Regions from separate parts of the Mus musculus genome. Here region 1 is linked to region 2. Evidence: chromatin loops called from intact Hi-C (ENCODE). Cell type or tissue: gastrocnemius. All regions are shown on one strand. Each heading gives the region's core, and the rest is flanking DNA. Links, peaks and the distances in the headings are about the cores only. Region 1 holds the start of Gm31384 (a long non-coding RNA gene). Region 2 overlaps Gm26544 (a long non-coding RNA gene).

The links. A loop is a pair of places that touch in the nucleus more often than their neighbours do. Peaks named below come from ENCODE experiments on the same cell type or tissue, not always from the same donor. Only the 100,000 strongest peaks of a DNase experiment are listed, where the experiment ranks them.
Region 1: a loop joins it to region 2, with 7 times the contacts of the local background. A loop is called at or near these places in 3 of 42 quality-filtered maps.

The regions. Positions count from the first base shown.
Region 1 is chr3:116,088,999-116,094,388 of GRCm38, reverse strand. It overlaps Gm31384 (a long non-coding RNA gene), which reads right to left and starts at 796. Exons shown (of 3, transcript XR_375970.2): 1 at 681-796. In gastrocnemius, for the core only: no CTCF peak of the experiment used is centred there; a DNase peak (open chromatin) is centred at 2,498.
Region 2 is chr3:116,150,612-116,156,001 of GRCm38, reverse strand. It overlaps Gm26544 (a long non-coding RNA gene), which reads right to left. Exons shown (of 6, transcript XR_375975.2): 1 at 5,214-5,390. Among named protein-coding and RNA genes, the nearest start is that of Gm26544, 2.8 kb to the right of the region's middle. In gastrocnemius, for the core only: no CTCF peak of the experiment used is centred there; no DNase peak of the experiment used is centred there.

The DNA of each region.
Region 1 (5,390 bases), core at 67-5,066, 62 kb after region 2:
AAACCCTACAGATAAGCTTACAAACCTAAGATACATGAATGTTGCTTGATGGGTATAGAAGATTCTCTCAAAGCTTTTGAATTGGGGTGTTTTTGGAGTAGTACTCACGTAATATCTGTAAAGAAGATATGTGTGAGATAAGAGATTGGGCCAGCAGAAATGGTTTCTCATATAAAGAAAAAAAAGTAGCTGTGGTACGGAGGGACATGATTATAACCCCAGCATAGGCTGAGGCAGGAGAAAATTGAGTTTAAGGACAGTTGGAGCTGTAAAGAGAGTTCTATGCTAGACTGGGGTACACAGTGAGATTCTGTCTCAAGGGAGAATAAGAAGAAGTAGTGCTGGCTTTAGTTGTAGTTGAGGGGAGCAGGGAGCATAAGTAGAGAGTGCAAAAAAAAAATCAAGAGTGTTAATCTAAGTACATATTGCCAGATTGACCCCACGAAAAACATTCATTCACATCTTTACCCAGGATGTGACAGAGCAGGCTGAGAACAGCCAACAAACACTACTAAAACCCACTTGCTGAAGGTGGCTTCAAAACAAGGGGAATCTTGGTGAGGAAATCTGAAGCGCTTGCAACGGAAAGCACTTGTTCTTCGCATGACTGCTCTCATCAGTTAGGCGCAAGCCTGAAGAAAGTTAAAATAATATTTGAATCTCAGCTGGTGAAGACTTACCCACTGAAGAGATCAGGAGTAGGCAAGATCTCAGAGAGGTGCAAGGAAGAACTCTGCAAGGTTCACGGTGTTGGATGCTGAGAGGCAGCAATGTAAAGATTGAAGAGTGGCCAAGTAGTCAGAATCAAGGCATCTGGCTTACAGATTTATCTATTCCTGTCAAAATCAGAAGACAGGATATGATCTTTTAAACACGTGGTAGTAAGAATGAAATCTTGTAATCATTAGTGAAGCTTGGAAAGATGGAGTTCAAAGTTCTAATATAATGAAGGATTATTTTCAAACGTTTTGATAGATCACTTCATACAGCCCAAGACATCATTGACATGATGGACAAGCCTGTCAAAGAAGATGCATGGCGTTTAAGGCAGAGCGATCACAGCCAACACTCAAAGGAGTACCACGTGAACAGTGTCCGATTTCATGAGAACAGAAGTAGCCCCTGATACAGGCTTACCAAAAATTTAAGCTATTATGAGAATAATTCATTTCCTCTCGCGTTTATCCAAGGAAGTGAGACAAACCCAGCCTTTCCTTTAGGTCACTCCAGGAATTCCATAGAAAGGGCTTGAGATGTAAACTGGTTCCTGAAAGAGAATGTGTTACTCCCAGTGAAGGGATGAAGAAGAACCTTATAGTCAACATTTCAAGTTAGAAGTGGGTAGATCCATCCTTTTGCTGGTAAAGAAAGTCCTTGCAGATAAAAGAAAACACTTCCTTTGGGGAGACAGGAATTCCTTGAGCCCAGAATACTAAACCCTGAGAAAGGCAGAGACAGATGATTGGGGCTTGGAACTCTCTCTCTCTCTCTCTCTCTCTCTCTCTCTCTCTCTCACACACACACACACACACACACACACACACACACACACTGTTTATTTTATCTTATCTCCTCTGTATAGCCAAGTTTCTACTTTCAGATGAGAGTCTCCATGAGATGTAAGAGTGGGTCTAGTTTATGGAAGCGCTTAGCTTTCTGGCCTGCGAAGAAAGACATTCCTTTCCTTTTATGAAATCCTTAAGGCAGGAAGATGGATATTCCAGGCTACTTCCTTTACTATTCTTCTAAGTAGACTCTTCCCGTCTGAGACATGCCCATGCTGGGAAGGGTACCTGGTCCCATGGAAATGATAACCAGGTGTCTCTTTATGTTTGTACCAATGGCACAAACCAGGGATTGTAAGTCGCTATAAGTGATGAGTTTAATCTTACAGGAGGCTGCGAGCTACTCTCTAGCTATGTTCTCAGCACAATCAGAAGTTAGTCAAGTTCTAGGACAGAGCATATCAGAGACAGAAGGTGGATGTGAGGACATTAGAAAAAAGAATTAATGAAACCTGGTGATAGATTCAACCTAGAAAACAAGGGAGACGATAAGAGAAGTAGAAGAAACATCTAAGGGCCCCAGATCTGGAATCTGACAAAGGCAAATAGGAGATAATAGTAACAAGGTAGATAGTAAGCATGGTCCAATGACAGCCAGCCCCTGGATTGTATGAACAAAGATGTCAGTTTTGTAGATAAATTCAGAGACTGGAGTGAGGATTTTAAAAAAAAACAGATGAGCTATAATCAGCAAATTACAGGCAAAAATTTTTATACCATTTGCCTCAGTGAAACTGATCAAACAGCAGACCTTTGACAGCAAAGAGGCCACTGGGGAGCTTTGCCAAGTACTGTCAAGACAGCTAGGTGCTTTGTAGTCATGATTTTGGGAGTGAGAGGCAGGTGAGGAAATAGAAAATATGCATGAACGTGTGTGAAAAGTGTGTTTATGAAAATGTTGACACCACGTGTGTGCAATGCCAAGAAAGGCCAGAGGAGGGCAGCAGCTCCCGTAGAACTGTAGTGACAGATGGTCCTTAGCCACCGGTGGGTGCTGGGGACTAAACCACAGTCCTCAGGAAGAGCAGCTGGTGCTCTTCACCACTGAGTTATCTCCCAGGCCCAACTAAAGCGTTGCTTCATATGACCTAGAAATAAGCCATTTGCCAGATACACATTTGAGAATAAATTCTCCCAGTCTCTGCCGTACACTTCTGCTTTGTTAGTGTTTTATTGTGAGATGAAATTCTTAATATTCATAGACTACAACAAATTTTCTTTATGACTATTGCTTTTAGAGTCCTAAGAGGCCTTTGTGTTCCTAAAAGTCACAGAGATGCTTCCAATGTTTTATTCCCAGTAGGTTTCTAGAGTATTAAGCATTTTAGTTCAGTCCTGTCAGCCATCTCAGATATTTATGGATCATGTATCATAGCAGTTAAGATTTGTTTGTTTGATTGTTTTTTTGTTTTTTGAGATAGGGTTTCTCTGTATAGCCCTGGCTGTCCTGGAACTCACTCTGTAGACCAGGCTGGCCTCGAACTCAGAAATCTACCTGCCTCTGCCTCCCGAGTGCTGGGTTTAAAGGCATGTGCCACCACGCCCAGATTTATGTTTTTATCTATATAAATTTCTCAATGTTACAGTAACATGTGTTGGGAGGGGGAATGTCTTTCTCCATTGGATTGGATTGGTGACTTGTCAAAATTCAATTGACATTTTAAAAATAATCCATTTCTTATTTTTCTCTTCTTTACCCAGTTCCACTGATGCATTTATATTTTCAACAGTACTACTTTTATTACATGGTATTTTAATAAGATAATAAGTTTTGAAATCTGTATAGCTACTATTTTATTCCTAAGATTTATATGCTAAGTTTTGTGTATTTGCACATAAGTTTTAGATTCAGCTGATCAGTTTCTACCAAATTAAGAATGAGCTTGCTTAGAATTTAAGAGATTTCCATGAATATTCACCTCAGTGTAGGGAACTACAATCTGTTAACGACATTCAGTCTTCCAATCCACGGACCCAGAGATACAAAAAATATTTGTTTTAATACAAACTGAATCTAGCACATGTGAAAATAAAATATTTGTTTAGTACTTCAGTTCTATTAGTTTTTGCTTTATGTTGCTTTGAAACTCTGTTGTTATGAACATATACATTAGAGATGTTGGGTTTTCTTAGCTAATTGATCTTTTTATCAGTATGAAATGCCCTCATCTCTGGTGACATCCCTTGTTCTAATGACTCTTTTCTTTTTTCTTCTTAAAGATTAATTTTATTTTCAATCATGAGTGTATGAGTGTGGGTATGTCCACATGTGAGGGCAGGTCTCTGTGGCATCCAAAGGAGGGTTTCGGAGCCCCTGGAGCTGGAGTTACAGACAATTCTTAGTGCCCTGACTTGGGTGCTGGGAGCTGGCTCAGTGTCCTCTGGAAGAGAACTACAATATTAATCCATAAACCATCTCTGCAACCTCTTGAAAACTTTTCTTGGGCATTAATAGAAGACTGGTAAAATATACTACACTTTCCTATTTTGGTGCAGTTTTCTGACCTTTCTTTTTAAACATCCTTATATTTAAATTTTGTGTCTTCTAAAATGTGTGGCTTAGAGCTCAAAAGGCTATCTGCCTTTTAACATAGCTTTTCATTGTAAGTCACTTAAGTTTTGGAATGCTTAAATGGATTTAAATCCATTTATTATTTGGTGTTTGCCTTGCTGCTTTCTTTTTTATTTCCTTTGTCTTTTCTTGAGCTGAACAACCTCTCCATTATCATGGTAATTTGTAGTTTGTCTAGAAATTTCAATAGGCACCCTCAGTCTGTCAGCCTATATAGATTTACTATCTCACTTTTGCGTTATGACCTATGCTAAAGTTGCCATGCCTTTTACTGCTACAGTGTTTTGAGCCTCAAATGCACCTTAAATATTTTAAGTCAAATATCTTTTACAGAAATTAAGAAAAGACAAATTTTGCATTTACAAAAATATCTAAAGATTTTTAAACTTCCTTCCTTCCCATCCAGATTTCTGTTCTGCGTTATTTCCTTTCAAACTGAACTTCCTCTGATACGTCTTCCCTCTGATACGTCTTCCCATACACAGAAACTGACAACATAGTGGCTCTGTTCTTGATTATCTAAAGATGCTCTCTGTGTTTTCCTTTTTAAAAACTTGTCTCTTTAAATATTTTCTTTGAAGTAGAATTCATAAGCCAGACAACTTTAACTGCTGTAAGTGCACAGTTCGGTTTCACTAAACACGTGTGGGATGCTGTGCAACCATTGCTGCTATTAATTTTCTGAACATCTCAGCACACCCAACCCCCCCCCCTATAAGCAAGCAGTAAGCTATACCTTGCCATTCCACCGTTCCTTTCAACCCATGATAAACTCAAATATGTTTCTTTCTCTACTCTAAAATTCTCCTATATGTAGAACCATACAGTAGTTGTTTTTCTTTATTTTAAGTTATTTTATTAAATATATATTTTTAAATTTCTTCCATACTATAAATTTATTATTCCTTTTTATACAAGCAAATTGAGCCAGCCACATGTGGCAGTATATGTACGCAACCCAGTTATGTAGGAAACAGATGCAGACAGATCTCTGTGAGTTCAAGTTTAGCTGGGTGTATGTAGCAAGTTCCAGGTCATCCAGTGCTACACAGGAAGACCCTGTTTGTTAAGAGGATTGTATGACTAAACCATTTATCACACTTTGGTTACCCATTCATCACTTGCCAGACACTTGGGTGGTTTTCTCCTTTCTGATATTCTCACAGTGAAATTAGTACAAAGTAAAATATCTGTTGAAGTCCCATTTTTAATTTTGGAGAGCATGTAGATATATTAATGTTCTTATCTTCTTG
Region 2 (5,390 bases), core at 155-5,154:
GAGCCGGATCTCCAGCCCCACCTTTCACATGTTTAAAGCAACTGTACCTACAAAACTTCTGGATCCTCTTTTACCATGGCTACTTTTCGATACGATGTACAGTGGAACATTCCTGATTGCCCCTGATAGACCCACAGAAGAACACAGTCTCCAACTTCAGCTGATTAAAATTCTGGGGGAAAAAAAAGGCTGTTTCTTTGTTCCTGCATGTGGTTTCATTTTAGGCTTTCTGAGAAAATTCCTTGAGAGGGAGGGGGGAAAATCCCACTTTGGGTTCTATAACATGTCTGCTGAGATAGAGCACTGTAGGGAATGGTACAAGGCTAACGTTGGCTGGGAGAACTGGGCACTCTATTGCCGTTTCTCACTCTGAGATGCAGAGATAGCTGACTGCATCTCTAAGTGTTTCCTTCCATCCTCCATACCTCCTTAAGGACTTAAGGAGCCATTTCCTTCCTAGGTTGAAGTCTTTCCATGTGTCTATTTACTACTCGGTTAAGTGTCATTGCATGTGTTTTATCTGGCTAATGTAGTTTCAGTGTACAACTGATGTATTAGTGCTTAATAGCTATGAGATCAAAATCAGCTCCGATAGGGAGACCTGGTCAAGTTCTATGACCTCTATGAACCATGGTGTCTTTAAAGAGGGCTTGTTGATTCTGCTCGCATGGTGATGAGAAAATACATGTCTTCGAGATACACAAATGATGATTTCATTGTATTGAAGTGTATTTTTAAAAGATTTATTGTTTTATTCGTGTGTGTGTGTGTGTGTGTGTGTGTGTGTGTGTACACGCGAGTGCTACATGTGTGCAGGTGCCCACAAAGGCCAGAAGAGGGCCTCAGACCCCTTCAAGTTGGAAACTCATGAACTTGTGAGTGGCCCAACATGGGTGCTGGGAATTGTACTCAGGCTCTCTAAAACAAGTTCTCTTAGCCCTTCATCTATTTCTCCAGCCCTGAAATTTATTTTAGATGCTATTTTGGAGAGTCTTTAGGTTCACAGAAACGTTGTGAGGAAGGAGATATCCCGCACACTCTGCTCAGGCACAGCCCCCTCCATAACAACACTAAGACAGACTGCCGCCATGTTAAACAACACTAAGACTGCCGCCATGTTAAACAACACTAAGACTGCCGCCATGTTAAAATGTATTTCTACTCCCAGACTTCATAACTTCTACTTTCTTTTCCTTAAAAAACATTTTATCTCTTGTCTGTGGTGAAATAAAATTACCCTTTAGCCATTTGAAAGTTGTTTTCTGTTTCAACAAAATGTCGCCCTGGCCATCCTGAAACTCCCTCATAGACCAGGCTGGCCTCAGACAGAGGTCTTCTGTCCCTGCCTCCTGATTAAAGGCTGGGATTAAAGGCGTGCACCACCTCACCCAGCCATGTGTTCTGGCTTTGCTCTTTAGGTGTTTTGCTTGAACATACTAATTTCCTCTATATAAGCACCTTACAGTTGTATCTCCTTTTCTTGTTTTAAAAAATGTAATTTTTTTGTCTTTTATTGCCACAGTATTTTCTTGATTTTAATTTCAATTCTATTTAAATGTTTTTGAAATTTTGGTTTTTTATTACTATTTTCATTGTTTTGCTTCTTCTCCTAGATAGAAATATGTTTTAATAAGTTCTTCAGTCTATGATTTATTTCCATGTGAGGTAGTTTTAAAAGGTGTCTATGATTATTGTAACTTCCTACTAAGTCTCAAAATGGATAGCATTAGCCCTCTGACTTTGTTACTTCTTGCAAAACCATTTTATACTTCCATAAAAAGTTTAGAATCAACACCTCCTTGGTTTTAACAAACCACCTGCTGAGATTTTTATTGAAATTCAACTTAAGTCATTCAGGACAAACTGACATCTTAATACACATGCAGACTAATGGATAACATAGATCTTTCCGTTTCATTATATCTTTTCAAAAATATAATTTCTCAGCAATGTTTTATAGTTTTCCATCTATAGGGCTTTTGTATCTTGGTAAGATTCATACCTAATATAACAGTTTTATGATATTGCAAATGGTTTTCTTTTTCTATATTAATCCCAATTATTCATTTCCAGTGTACGGAAACAGAAACAAAGTTAATTTTTGTACATTGATCTTACCACAACCCCATAGCTCCCACTCATTTGCTCTATTTTCACATTGCATAGAATTTTCTACATCGATTATGATGTCATGCATGAATAAAAATAACTTTACTTCTTTCAAATGTGTCTAACTTCTTACCCCTTCTTGTTCCTCAGTTTATTGACAGAGACCTCTATTTTAATGTGGAATAAAAATAATGAAAATATATGTCTTAGTTTTTTTTCTGATGTTATAGGAAAATTACATATATTTCATTACTAATTATGATGCTAACCTTAAGTTAGGGAGATTTCCTCAATGTTTTCATTTAATTTAGGAATATATGTAGAGGGTGCCACGAACATTTTTCATCTTTAGTTTTTAATATGATCAATTAGGGTATTTAATCTGTAATGTTAAGTCAATTTGGAATTTCAGGGAAGAGCACAAAGTACTGTCTTTTATATCTTGTTGATGTGATCTGTTATGTATGTTTATGAGAGACATTGTCTATGGCTTTCCTTTTCACAGTGTGTATAGACTTTTCTCTTAATGCCAGGGTCATGCTGGCTTTCTACAACAAGTTAATTGTAAACTGCTTGCCTCTCCAGTTTTCAGGAAGAGTGTAAAATTGTGTAAATTTGTATAAAATTGATACCATTTTTTTAAAAGATACTTTGGACCAAATGGCTTCTTTACAGATTTTTTATTTATCTGTTTCTCCTTCATGAGTATTTGGCTGTTCACATCTTACAAGATATTTGTTGTTTTCCATCTAAACTATCAAATGTATTGGCTGTGAAGTTGTTTATGCTAGTCTTTCAGTGTTTTCTTAAACTGTACCCTCTGTAACACTGTAGATACTACACTATAAAAACTGCCCAAGTACCATCAAATGATATCTTAATGTTTATTCCATTTAAAACATTTTATTTTCTTTCTCATCAATTTTTTTCTGTGACCAGTTGAGTAATAAGAAGTAAAATATAAGTTCCCAGGCATTTGAGAATCTTGTAGGTATCTTACCAATTCCTAATTTATTTGTTCTTTGGTTCAAAAGGATAGTTAAAATGATTTGAATAATTTTAAATTAATTTGCATCTGTTTAATTATCTAAAATATAGTGTCTATTGGTAAAGTCCATGTATTACAAATATGGAGAAGATCAAGGGTTGTTCCAGTCTTTTCTATTTCTACTTGTTTACTTGTGTCTATTCTTGGTTGGGGACTACAGAACCATCTGAGTGTAATTGCGCAGTCGGGTGTCCTTCAGTTCTTAGCTTCATTGCACCCTAGACATTGGAAGGTGCTGGGCCTCTTTATTAATTACTCTTTTCCTGGAGGTGAAGTGACTTTCTGTATTGCGTGTAGCATTCCTTTTTCTGAAATCTGCTTTGGCTGACTTTCTCTGGAAGCTTATTTTCCTGCTAACGTTACTTCTAGTTTGTGTTCTCTTACTTTCAATGTTTTCTTTTATGTTTATGGCAGCCTTCTTGATTACGGTACACAACTGACACATGTTCTAAAGCAAATTGTCTTTGGTAATTTTAAGCCTATAGGCATGTGTCAGGCTTAAAGACTTTTTGTAGTCCTTCACCAGATGCCATATCGTGCAACCTTAAATCAATGAGTTAAAATTAAGCAATTACTTTGGGGCCTGTTTGCTTATGATTGTACCCAAATTCAATAATTATTATTTTTAAAATATTATTCTATTTCATTTCTCTCCTTTTCTACAGAAGCACTCTTTCACATACATATTCATTAAGCTGTTCCAAGTTTCCCTTCTGTTTACTGGATCTTCGTTTACATCTTTTTAGTTTTCTCCCTCTTCTGAGCTTCATTTTGGAAACGTTTTTTGTTCAGTGTCCTCTAGTTAGTTCCTTATCCTCTCCTCCCCCTCCCCCGCCATCCCACCCCCACCCCACACAGGGTCTAACCACCTCTAATCCCATCAGGCATGTTCCACACTGCCATTCATTGCAAACTTCATCCCATTGAGTGGTTACTGGATTTGTTTTACAATTTTTGTATCTCAGCTTGGCATGTTAATTTTTTTCTCAAGCTTAAACACAAACACAAATATACACACACACACACACACACACACACACACACACACACACACGGAGGAAAGGGCTGGGAGATGGTTTCACGGGTAAAAGCACTCGGGTCACACTAGTGAACACCCGAGTTCAAGTTCTCAGAACCCGGGTAAGAGCCAGGCATTGTTGTAGACACCTGTAATTCTAGTGCTGGGCGTAGGTGTGGGGGTGGGTCCCAGGCACTTGCTGGCCACTCAGCTTAGACAAAATGGGTTTTGAGGGACTGTGTGCACAAGTAAGGTGAATAGAGAACGAGGAATCCTGCTGTCAATTCTGACTTCCACGGGTGCATGGGTATGCTACACACAAAAGAGAAATTTAAACAAAACGTGGGGAAGATGCTGTGGCGTTCTGGACAGCAGTTCATCCTCCCAGGGCAAAGGATAAGCAAGATTACCGTCTAGCATGGTGCGCTTCTTTTTACATCACTTTGCAGAGCCTGGGTGAACCAAGACTCAGGAGCTAAGTGAACTAAATGTTGATCCTTGCCCATTGCTATGTTTGTCCCTGGCCCAGAAGTTATGTGTTCTCTTCCAGTGTCTGTGACCCATGCAGACTGATTACTGGCTTACAGGGGAAATTTCATACCCTTCATCACTCTTCACGGAAGGGTTCTGTGTCAATATAGGCATTCATTAAAAGAAAGTTCGTCTGTGTTTTGTATTAACTTCACTGTGTAGATAAGGGACCTCTTAGGTTGAATGCGTTTCTGTTAGGTTACTATCTTTATTTATGTCTGAGGGCTGGAGTTGGAAGTCTTCCAGGAAGGCGATCAGAAAGGAAAGATGGATATAAAGTTAGCACAGCAAGGTCAGACTGGAGCACACGGGCATGCGTTATGATCCACTGTGATAGACTGGATTTGATGTCAGCCTTACTGCCCTCAACCTTGAAGCAATGAGAAGCTGGACCAGGAGTCAGAGAAGGTGAGAAAGGTACCAAATGAAGCGTGATTATTTTCCTATCTGCGAAGTATGTCCATAAAGGGACACAAAAGCATGCGTATAAGAAGTTCCTAGTCATACCTTGTGTTCTCAGCTTTGTGATGATGATCATGGTGATGATGGTGATGGTGGTGATGATTTAGATGCTGTTTCTCATTCTTTCTCTAGTAATACTTAAAAGAAAGAAAAGCACAACGACACAGTCTTTAACTTCAAATGGAAATACAAAGAAAGGAATTATTCTTGAGAACATAATTT